Regions from separate parts of the Homo sapiens genome. Here region 1 is linked to region 2. Evidence: chromatin contacts called from ENCODE Hi-C or POLR2A ChIA-PET data. All regions are on one chromosome and are shown on one strand. Each heading gives the region's core, a stretch centred on a gene start or an enhancer-like site at or near the end of the contact. The rest is flanking DNA. Distances are from core to core; before and after follow the strand shown. Region 1 overlaps LINC00607 (long intergenic non-protein coding RNA 607). Region 2 overlaps LINC00607 (long intergenic non-protein coding RNA 607).

Evidence for each region. A loop is a pair of places that touch in the nucleus more often than their neighbours do. ChIA-PET counts read pairs that join two places held with the same protein, here RNA polymerase II (POLR2A). Pooled maps may share reads with other maps.
Region 1: a loop to region 2 is called in a map of chondrocyte, with 1.9 times the contacts of the local background. The contact joins two enhancer-like sites. A Hi-C loop is called at or near these places in 3 of 168 maps with a recorded cell type or tissue (chondrocyte, prostate gland and sigmoid colon) and 2 of 50 pooled maps. POLR2A ChIA-PET finds 5 or more read pairs at or near these places in 4 of 52 experiments (A673, AG04450, GM12878 and 1 more).

What each region holds. Positions count from the first base shown.
Region 1 is chr2:215,768,076-215,773,416 of GRCh38, forward strand. All of the region lies in intron 1 of LINC00607 (long intergenic non-protein coding RNA 607), which reads right to left. Among named protein-coding and RNA genes, the nearest start is that of LINC01614, 53 kb to the left of the region's middle. RefSeq lists an enhancer at 3,971-4,265. Within about 2 kb of position 4,081, at least 5 of the 41 ENCODE cell types and tissues checked have a DNase peak (open chromatin) inside an H3K27ac peak, as active enhancers do; they include A673, where a contact is called at or near this core.
Region 2 is chr2:215,663,523-215,669,245 of GRCh38, forward strand. The region is part of intron 5 of LINC00607 (long intergenic non-protein coding RNA 607); the gene reads right to left. LOC102724861 (a long non-coding RNA gene) reads left to right here. Exons shown (of 8, transcript NR_187737.1): 3 at 1,858-1,923; 4 at 3,461-3,538. Among named protein-coding and RNA genes, the nearest start is that of LINC01614, 52 kb to the right of the region's middle. Within about 2 kb of position 1,434, at least 7 of the 41 ENCODE cell types and tissues checked have a DNase peak (open chromatin) inside an H3K27ac peak, as active enhancers do; they include A673, where a contact is called at or near this core.

The sequences.
Region 1 (5,341 bases), core at 2,831-5,330, 110 kb after region 2:
GAACTGAAAGGGACCAAGATGAGATGAAATGAAGGAAGGTTGTTGGAATTCTTGGATCCTAAAGGACTGGACCTTTATGATCTATAGAGCAATTTGGCTGTGAACATACACTACTCTTCAAGACAAAGGTAGAATGACCCTGAAGGCAATCCCAGAGCTCATCTCTGGATGTGGCAATTCAGATCCACGTCCCAATGCCTCACTCCTAGAGACCAATACAGCAACCACTGTCTTTCCACTCTGTCCTGAGAGCCAGTCCCCGTAGCCTCTTCCTTATCTCCTTGAATGCAGACCCCTCATGGAATCCTAATGTGGGTTTTCACCCCCTGGAAATATGCCCAAGAGCGCTTTACCTCTTCCACCTTTTTATCAGCAGGGAGACTTTCTATCACATATAAGCATAGCATCTCAGCAATACCTCCCACCTCACCTCTCTTTCTCTCTCTTTTGCTCTCTCTCTCTCTCTGTCTTTCTCTCTCTTGCTCTCTCTCTGCCATATGAGGACACAGCAAGAAGGCAGCTGTCTGCAAGGCAGGAAGAGAGCCCTCACAGAACTTGATCATGCTGCCTTCATGTTCTCAGACTTCCAGCCTCCAGAACTGTGACAAAATAAATTTATGTTGTTTAAGGACCTAGTCTCTGGTATTTTGTTATGACAGCCTAAGCTGACTAAGACACTTATCGAACTGTGTGCAACTAGAAAAGGTACTAAACCTTCTCAGGCTCAGTTTCCTCATCTGTACAACAGGAACAAGAATATCTACCTCATACCATTATTGGGAAAACTAAATGAGAGCAAGCGTAAAAAGCACATAACTCGAACTCTCTACCACACCTTTCTACTTCCCTAAATGATGTATGTGAAAATAAAACAAGATAGTTTATATAATAGTAGACTGAGATAACAACTGGAAATACTTTGAAAAAGAAAAATTACAAAACAAAGGGGCAGGATGAGGATTAGGAGCATAACTAATTGAGAGTATAAGTCATTACTTAATTGTACTAACTTACTAATTATCTATGTTATACTAAACCCACAGTGTCACAAATATAGGCCACTTCAAGTAAAAATAATACAATTTAGGAACAACTGCATTGGATGTGAGGGAGGAGAAAAGAGAGCTGAAGACACACACACACACACACACACACACACACACACAGAATATGTTGATTCCTAAAATGCCTTAGTCTTAGAAATATTTCAAAGCAATTAAAACACTTATATTAGGAAATATAGCAGGAGACAAAGACAATATGAAAGAAATTAAAAATACAAGGTAATTAAAGAAGGGAGCAATTTGAGAGGAGCGGGGGTTAGGGGGGTGGGGAAATGTTGACAAGAAATTAAGATGTTAAAGGAACAAAGTTCAGAATAGCTAATACTGAAAGGTCAAAAGCATGGAATTGTGTCTGCCACCTCCTCTTATTTTCCTGGTCACTATTGTTTATTAAAAGTAACCTCTCCTTAGCCACAGAGTCCCGTGGGGCATCTTCTACCTCAAGATTCTCTTTAGTAAAAGGCTCTTCTCACTCTCTTTTCCCAATAAAAGCTCAGATTTGTCCCATAAATTTCTGTCCGAGAGAGCTTGCACAGTCTCAGCCTCCTTGTCAAGCTTTGCAGTAGCAGTGGATGATTTTTATGAACTCTCCCTAGTTTGGGGCAAGATGACTTTGAGGGTCTTGACCATTTTTAAGAACTTACAATTCTCCTGGTAGTATTATGCTTATGTTTCTCCAAGGCCCTGACAACACATTCATCTTACTTTAATAATGATCCCATCATTTGTTGCTACCTTTAGGAGATCTTTCAAGAATGCAAGACAGGCAGATTTATTCTATTAGAATATCAGTAAAGTCAATCCTTTTATATAATAAATCCTGACAATCATGTAGAAAATGGCATTGATATATGTTTACATTGTGTTTGCATATGCATTTCTAAGAAAAAAGGCCTCTAAAAAACAAATATGAAAAGTAAGACAGAATTAATTAGTGAGTGCTTCCTGACCCAAAAGTGTGCAATATAAGGTAGATCTTTGGGGTACAACACATATTCCACAATGGATACTGCCTGAGTGGGGAGCCAGTGCCACGACCTCAGGCACTGTTAAAGGGGTCCCTGCCACAGCACCCCAAGGAAGGAAGGAAGTAGCCTTAAGAGTTGCAGACATCCAAATTTCTTTCTTTTCTTTTTTTTTTTTTTTTTGAGACGGAATCTTGCTCTGCTGTGTGACCCAGGCTGGAGTGCAGTGGTGTGCAGTGGTGTGATCTCGGCTCACTGCAAATCCCACCTCCTGGGTTCAAGCAATTCTCCTGCCTCAGCCTCCTGAGTAGCTGGGATTACAGGTGTGCACCACCACACCTGGCTAATTTTTGTATTTTTAGTAGAAACGAGGTTTCACCATGTTGTTCAGGCTGGTCTCGAACTCGTAACCTCGTGGTCTGCCCACCTCGGGCTCCCAAAGTGCTGGGATTACAGGCATGGAGCCACTGCGCCACAGACATCCAAATTTCTATGCCTGTACTATGTGAATCTGTCCACTTGTCCACAACTGACTAGGCCAGAATGGCTCCTCACCAAGACCAGTCAAGCTCTAAAAAGTGAGCTGAAGACAGAAATGAGCATTCACAACAAGTCTGAGTCACGTTAATGATCAGCCCTAGAAGAATCACCCATGAGCCACTGCTGCTGGTGGACCATAGACAACTGTCCTTTGAGGTTCCTGATTACCATGTGACGTGGCTGTTCCATGGCTTCCAGTCCACCCATGAAACCTGCTTGTTTTATTTCTCCTGTGCACAAGAGGCCTCGCCACAGGGCCAAGATTTCTTATCTCCACTTGTATCCTCTAACCACCTAGCCTAATCCTCACAGAAAGAATATAGTTAGCACACGAACTCTCTCTAACCATTTCTGTTCATAGGATATTTTCATCAGAAAAGCTTCCTTGACTATTTCAACACTCAAGTATCTTTTCAGCAGCAGGTACCTCTGCCACTTCCATAAGTGTTTACCTTGGATTGCTGTGTATTGACAGTCAGCTACTTAATCTGTCTATGTCTTGTCTCCCAAATCAATGATGAGTTTTTAGAGGAGAAAGAACTCTGTGTCTGACATAAAGTTGACCAGCCATCTTTAAGAGAGTTTAGGCTGAAAATTGCAGCTCATCGGCCCTTTTTTCCATGGATGAACAATAGCCTCTTCCTCCTGAGATAAAAGTGACCCAAGCCTGGTACTGTTTCTTTTTTATTCACTTATCTTTCTCAGAAAACCTACATTCACAAACCACTTGTACAAAGTGTTCAACATATTTAGAAGTCAGAAAGCTTTCTCGGCCACTTGAGAGTGTATTGAACCAGGCCTGTTACTCATGCTTCTTATCTTACTTATCTTATTATCTGCTCTCTCTACAGATCTACATCATCATGTGGGTCTTAATAAAAATAATCAAGAGTTACTATATTTGAGAATATTGGCCCAACCAATTCTCTGCCCTGGTGCTCTGTACAACCCCAAGGGCTCTGTGAAATCTTTCAAGGTTTCCCAGGAAAGTAGAAGAAATGAAAAGAGCAGAGTGGGTGAGACTCTAAGCCACAACACTCCCCTTTAACATTTTGATCTGTTTTCCATATTGGGCACAATAAGATTTATTCTACAGCCCTAAACAAAAATGAAAACTTGCCTGTACAGTGAGACTTGAGGAATCTAACTTAGCCCCCTGACCAAAAGCAGTCTTTCTACCTTTAGATTTTTCCTCTTTTGAAGTGAGGTTTTGTGCCTAGGGTTTTAAAAAGCCAGTACACTGGTATCAGTCTTGGATGCTCCATTATATAGCATTGCCTGTTAGAACTTGCATATAACACTCTGTTAAACTTGCTGCACAAATGAGACATATCCAAAAGGAAAGTTCCAATGGTTGGCCTGGGAGAAGAACTAGATAAAGACCCTGGAAGTTCTATCTTAAGAAATTCTTACCAGCATTTCCCAGGGGGGCAGGCAGGAAACAGCCTAAGGATTAAACCAACATGGGAGGGAGGTGGGTGCAGGGAGAGGGGGATTTATACAATTGTCCCTTGCATGGGAAACAGAGGCCAATAAAAGCAAACCTCACAATGACTCTGCAGGAATCCAGGACTTCCCAGCACTCAAAATTCACAAGCTTGCTGAGTATATCTTATCTTGACTTTTACAAGGAAAACAGTTAACCATTATAAGTTAACTATTTGTTCAGATCGCTCACTCCTCCATTCCACAACCAGTACATGTCAGGTTCTTTCCAATAATAATATTCTTCCTTGAGGAACATTCAGCAGAAATAGACCAATCAAAACTGGTAACACTAGGTTTATTTAAATATATATATAAGCTGCAGAAAAGTACAGACCAGAAATGGGGCTGTATCTTCTTTTTAGAAACCGCTCTCACATTCAGCAAGATATCTGTTTACAGGCAATACTAAAACCTGATTAAGGCTTAACAAAAACTAAGTCCACATGAAAGGAAATGTGGATATATGTGGATCGATGCTTTGTTAGGTTGATTTTTTTGTAAGATTGTGTATATATATATAAGCTATGAATTGGATTTAGAGGTACGACAATTTGTCACAAACCTATAAAATATTTTTCTACCCAACGTCACCCAATTTCTTACTTCTGGCAGACCAGGCATTTGATTAGAGTCTTCACTCTCCTTGGAGGCGTGCTGTGGAAAGGACACAGCACCTCTAATCATGCTTACCTCCTGCTATAGCCACTAGCATTATCCAAGAACACACTGACCTTTTGCGGTGCTACATTCCTTGGCAATTATCCTCACTCTTCTCTTAGTTTAATATTTTTACTTTCTTTTCTATCCTCAGACCCCCACCTCCATCTCCATCTTCCACTCAGTGAAAATAATTCTACTTGCATCTTTTTCCCATAAGGATCTATGTTTTTCTTATATTTTCATTCTCCTAATGTTTAGCAGGTCAAATGCAGTTGGTTTCATTAACAAATAAAAGCCACATGTCAAAATGGTTTAACAGTGTTAAATCCTGACCTGAGTTTAGCTTTGGCTCTGTGAACTTACCCTCAATGCCAAATGTCACATTTGATGTAGAAGCAACTGCTGTGCTGTTTAGATGTTCCTGACACCATTTGAATCCATTACTTCATTGAGATATTTTGCTCAACATCTTTTCCTTCTATGGATGAATTAATTGTGCCCAACACTGACCATCCTCACTCCAGAGCCCAGGCTAGCTATGACAACCCAGTCAACAACTCAAGGCTAGTCCTCCTCCCTCCCGATTTATACTTGGAGAGTCAGGCAATCTGCACCAGCAGGATA
Region 2 (5,723 bases), core at 184-2,683:
GTGAGCCAAGATCGCACCACTGTATACCAGCCTGGGCAACACAGCAAAACTCTGGCTAAAAAAAAAAAAAAAAAAATTAGACTTAGCACTGAGTCACGCTTCTTGAGAAGCCCCAGAACAGAGTTCCTATCATAGAGAACCAGAGGGGAGTCTACCCCCAGCACCGAAGATGTATTCCAAACCTTCTAGCAGGGTCCCATGTGAGGTACAGGACTCGGTGAGAGGAGGGGGGCCTGCCTGAGACAAGTGGGGTAGGTAGTCACCTAGAAGACATGTTTTAAGGAAACAAAGACCCATTCACCTACAGATCTGTCTACCACGAGCCTGTCAAATCCAGTTAGAGCCAATCCTTTGGATTAAAAAATATTGGCTCAAACTGGCCTTTTCAATTAGAGGCATGGAAACACACTATGACCTAACTGTCTTTTAAAATCTTAGCACCAACAATTCATTAAGTGTATATCTTTGACTCAGCCACCCATCAAGACTTTGAGACAACACACAGAACACATCATCTTTGGTGGAAGTTGGAAGAGTAAAACACTGCTTGAGATGAAGATGTCAGGGTTGAAAGAAGGCACCAAATAAACAAGAAGTCTTATCAGTGGAGATAGCAAGAAAGCCTGGAAAAGATGGTGCCAAACTGGAAAATATGGTGCTAAAGAGGACAGGAATGGGAATACCAAAGACAAACCTTACTTAGCCATCAGTTTGTCTGCATCAGTACTGTAGAGAGGCTACTAAGGGGGACTATTACAGAAGGAAAACAGTCTGAAAGAGATTATTATAGAGGGAAAGAACTTGAGGAAATTGAAGGATTCTCACACTTTGGAAAAAGTAAATTCTCCTACTCTGGTCCTATTTAATCCACTGTGTGTGTATGTGTGTGTGTGTGTGTGAGAGAGAGAGAGAGAGACAGAGCGATAATTCTTGGAAGCAAACCCTCTCTTTTCTCACCCTGAATTCCATGTTATCACTATTTTACACTGAGTTAGGAGGATCTTCTGCCCACACATTTGTATTATTGCTTTTCTTTTAAGTATCTTAATTCTATAGTAAAATTTGCCATAAAATATTCATAGATGGATGGGCCTAGCTCTTTAGCCATAGGTCCAGCAGGACTTACTTACATTAAATGTACCATGATATTCTAGATGTTTTAGATTATATATCAGAGAGTCAAGTGAAAAATCAGAAAGTGTTTTATGTCTATACAGAATCTTAATGATGTCTTTTTTTTTAAAGTATTATAGGAAGTGTGTTGGAAAAATATTTTGAAAACAGTAGATTTGAAAGCCCCATTTTGCTCACTTTACTCAAGTATCTGCCTCCTTAAGGTTCTAAGATTTGCCATCATCAATTAGCTGTGCAAACCATGCTGACAAAATCCCTTTTAGAATAGTTTCTTTCACCACCAACTTGCTTCAGAGCCTCACAAAATGACTCATCTAAATGAGACGGGTCCTCTGGCCCAAAGGGAACAGCTAAGTGACTGACTAATGTTTTACACTTGGGAGAGAACAGGAAATTAGCTGCATGTTTACTGTGAGGAGACACTGAAGAATTGTAAGGAAGTACCTTTAAATACTTGAGTCCCCAAAAATGTTGCTTCACCATTTGCCTAAATGTTGCTTTTAAGTTGGAAGTGTCTCAGTTTCTAAGTGAGGGTTGGATGGTGTTACTATAAGGCACACAAAATTAACTAATAAAAGTCATTTCAGTTTCAACATTAAAAAAAATGAAAGTCCAAAGTTCCTGGATGAAAGAAAGGAGGCCTCAATTACATTATGACATATTTTACTTTTGTCTCTCTGGTGAGATAGAGTACAATTAACAAGATTCTCTTTCAATTTACAGTTAAGCCAGACATCTAAAACCAAGATGACGATGAAACTTTTCAAGTTGACACATCTTACGAGTTTTGTATGGATTTCAGTGAAATTTTTTCAATGAATTTTTTGAAAGATTGCATGCTTGCCACAAGTTCTACAGTTCATAGGACTGATAGTGTTCTAACCTTTCTTGCCTGCTACAAAATTCCCATGGTCCATACTCTCTCAACCACTGTATAGCTACCATTTATAACCAAAAAAAAGTCACTTTCTAGGTACAGTGTTTTCATAACTTCAGACTTAACCAGATGATCTAGACAAATTATTTTTTTAAAAAAATATTCAGTGAAACCCCTACTAAAAAATACGAAAAATTAGCTGGGCGCGGTGGCGGGTGCCTGTAGTCCCAGCTACTCGGGAGGCTGAGGCAGGAGAATGGCATGAACCCAGGAGGCGGAGCCTGCAGTGAGCCGAGATAGGGCCACTGCAGTCCCGCCTGGGTGAAAAAGCGAGACTCTGTCTCAAAAAAATAAATAAATAAAATATTACACAGTTCTTTTTTATTGATTTTGGTGGGAAGATTTCTACCGTTGATTGTATTGTGTTAGTCTTTTCATCAAAGGACATTTCATTTTCTTTGTCTACCTATTCAGCACTTCCTCATGAAACACTTCACTGCACAGGAATAATAAGTGTTGTCTATTGACTAATGTCAACAGCCAACCCTTCATTATCTTTCCTATTGGGGAAAGAGAAAATATGATTAAATTGAATCTGCTGTTTATCCCAAATTACACTTTTGCTGAGATTTTTTAACATTCTTTGCCACCAAACCTGATGATAACATGCGAAAATTGATCTTTTTTTTTCACCTCTCCCCTGTCCTTTTCTTTGAAGATTCACTGTAAAGAATTTTGTAGACTGTGGACAAATACTGAAATGCCAAAAGCATGTAACCTTTTAGATTAGACCAACAAACAATCACAGACATCATCACATTGGCTTTATCTCATTAGTGTAAATCTATTAAAACAACCACTGAAAGCTACTGTTGCTTTAGATGGATGCTTAGGAGCTAAATTATTTGCTCTATTCACAAGAAGGATTGTCTCCAAAATCCTCCTTAGTTTTGAATAGGAAAGTAGACCCTCATGTCTCTGCAGATTGTCTACACACAATGCACTGGGTCAAGAGTCAAGGATGGCCCTGTCTATTTTTAATTTAGAATAAATGCACAACCAGTTTAGCAAAATGAAATTTGTACTTTTAGTTCTCTATTTTCAGATTTTTCATATGCTGAATGATTTAAGACTTCCATTTGTGCATTCACCTAAAATAAGAGAAAGCTCTCAGCAAAATTTTGAGTAAATAAGTATCTTTAGTATATTCTGTTTTCCTTCTTACTTCCCTTCCCAAGGATCACCCTTATCACCTTTCCAAAATAACAGTCCATCAAGTCAACCCACTATAAACTGAACACCAAACATTCTTCAAAGTTGACCTTTCCTTCATCCCATTCTCCTAGAATTCCGTTAGCTAAGTAATGCAATCTGATACACTATTGTTTTCTAGGGTAACAATGGTTTAATAAATTATTCCTCATAGATGATATATTTGCATTCCAACAGAAATTCTTATTACCTTAAACCCATATTTTCCACACTGTATCTTTGAAGAAAAAGAAGGACATCCTGAAGGCTATTCTGGTGAGTTTCTGACACTTTGAGAAACTGATAATGGAAATACGTCAGGGTTAGGAAAACCTAACATAGTGGACAACAATGCTCAACCTGCCATTTTATTTTTACTGAAATAAAGTGCCAAAGATCACTCAGTGAAAGGGGCACATCATGTGATATAATTCCAGATAGATAGTTCTATTTTCACTCTCATAGAGTTTTCCTCCTCTCCTTAACCTTTCATTTTCTCGCTGCATAAAGTCGCTTCTACCATCTATTGCCTCTGAATCCTTTCTTAATTCAATTACATAAGTGTCCAGAAGAAAACAAAAACACTGAGGACTGAGCTCTCTCTGATTTTCAAGCAGTGGGGAAGCAGAGAAAAACCAGTTGTTCCCATTGACTTAGAAGACACTGTAATTTCCACAAAAATTACTGTGGATTTCAACATAAGTCATTGGACAAAAGAAAACAAAACAAGTAATTGAGGCAGTATATAAGAAAAGGGAGCATTTCAGGACTCCTAAAAACTAATTTTTAAAGGCTCTCAATATCCTAGTTCATAAGGGCAATCTGACCTACTAGCATTGGAAAGAAATGCTCATCCCAAAAGACTTAAATGATAATCAGACAAAGCTTCTGTGAATGTGTAAACGTGTGATGGTGACATTTCTCAGTCTGCACATGGTCCATTTGCCAGAGATCTGAGATTTGCTGGCTCCATAGAGAGCTGCCCTAATAAATCTCAACAGTCCAGGGAGATTTGGTCCAGTGTTCCCAGGTGATTGTCTTGCCGATTCCCCGAAAGGAAACAGAAGGGTATTTAATTCTACAGCAGCGGCCCACATTCACCCACAAGTGACATTATTTTAGAAACCGATTTTAGAGATTAAAGGTGAAACAGAGAAATCCTACACTGCACAAGAAATCACTGCCAATTTTAGTGACTAGTTGCAGAAAAACACATTTAAGGAGAGTGTTTCTAACGTAGCGTTCTCTGACAGCATTCCTGCCTAGATGTAATGCTGATGTCAGGTTATTTTTATATCATACTTTAAAATCACATCTGGTAACTTAATTTCTGGGACTATGTAACCCCCTTTCATTCAGGCATGTAACTTTCCAAGTTGCGGCATTAAAGGGATATAGAAAACAATGCAAACCAAGGAAATTCTCGTTTTCACACCCAAAAAGTGTTTTACCCCCAATGTTTTCCACTTACACTGTTACACCAAAGCACTAGATGCATAAAGGTGTAAATGAAAACCTTTTGATGGTGATGACGAATTTGAGGAGATATGTGCTACAGGCCAGGAGAACTCTCTTCCTCATTATCATGCCCCAGTGGATGAAATTGCTTCCAAAACTTCTTTGAGAACTGTGTGGGAATGTGATGAAACACCTGATAACTGTCCAGCACACCCCCACCGCGAGGCAACCTGGTACACGGCTGCCTTCTGAGCTCTCTCTGTGCTTGGCACACACAGCATCCTCATAGGAGGAAAACCAGCTGTTTTTACTCATGATAACAATCCCAAGGAAACCTTGGCTTTGGAAGAGAAGGCTGGAGAGGAGTCAATGACAGCTTGCTAAGGACACCAAGATTTCCCAGATGGCTCTTTTTATTTAATGATAGTGAAATCTGGTCCCTGCACTTCTTCTTTACAGCCAAGTTGTGCTATACGCTGTTTTGGCACTGGCGATATAAAAAGAAGTTGGAGGGGAACCCTTTGAATCTGATGTCTTTTCTCTTGGATTTTTCTGTAAGCAGTGACAGGTTATACCAACAGTTGCTAGCGTCAGCAGGCGACACTTCAGATTAATGCCTTAACAGGGGTAGCAAAACCTGATAGAGAATTTGTCAGAAAACGTAAGAGGGACTGAAACAAATTATTTATTACTCCAGAATCCTGTACTAGTCAGCCACAGCAGAATAATAGGGTTTGGCCATGAAGACAGCAGGAGTGAAAAATTAAGAAGAATTCCACCCCTCCGCCCCCACCCCCCACACAATTTTCTACCACCTGGTTGACATAAAGCATAAAATGACATATTTTCCAGGGTAGAGATGCACACAAGGTAAATTCAAAGGCAGAAATTGACGTGGTATTGAGACTTCCTAGTGCCAGCTTAGGGGTGCCTGACCCTCCATTCATCTGCCTGTTCTTTTTTCTGGAAACTGGGGAGAGTGGCAAGGGCAGAGTGCATTCAC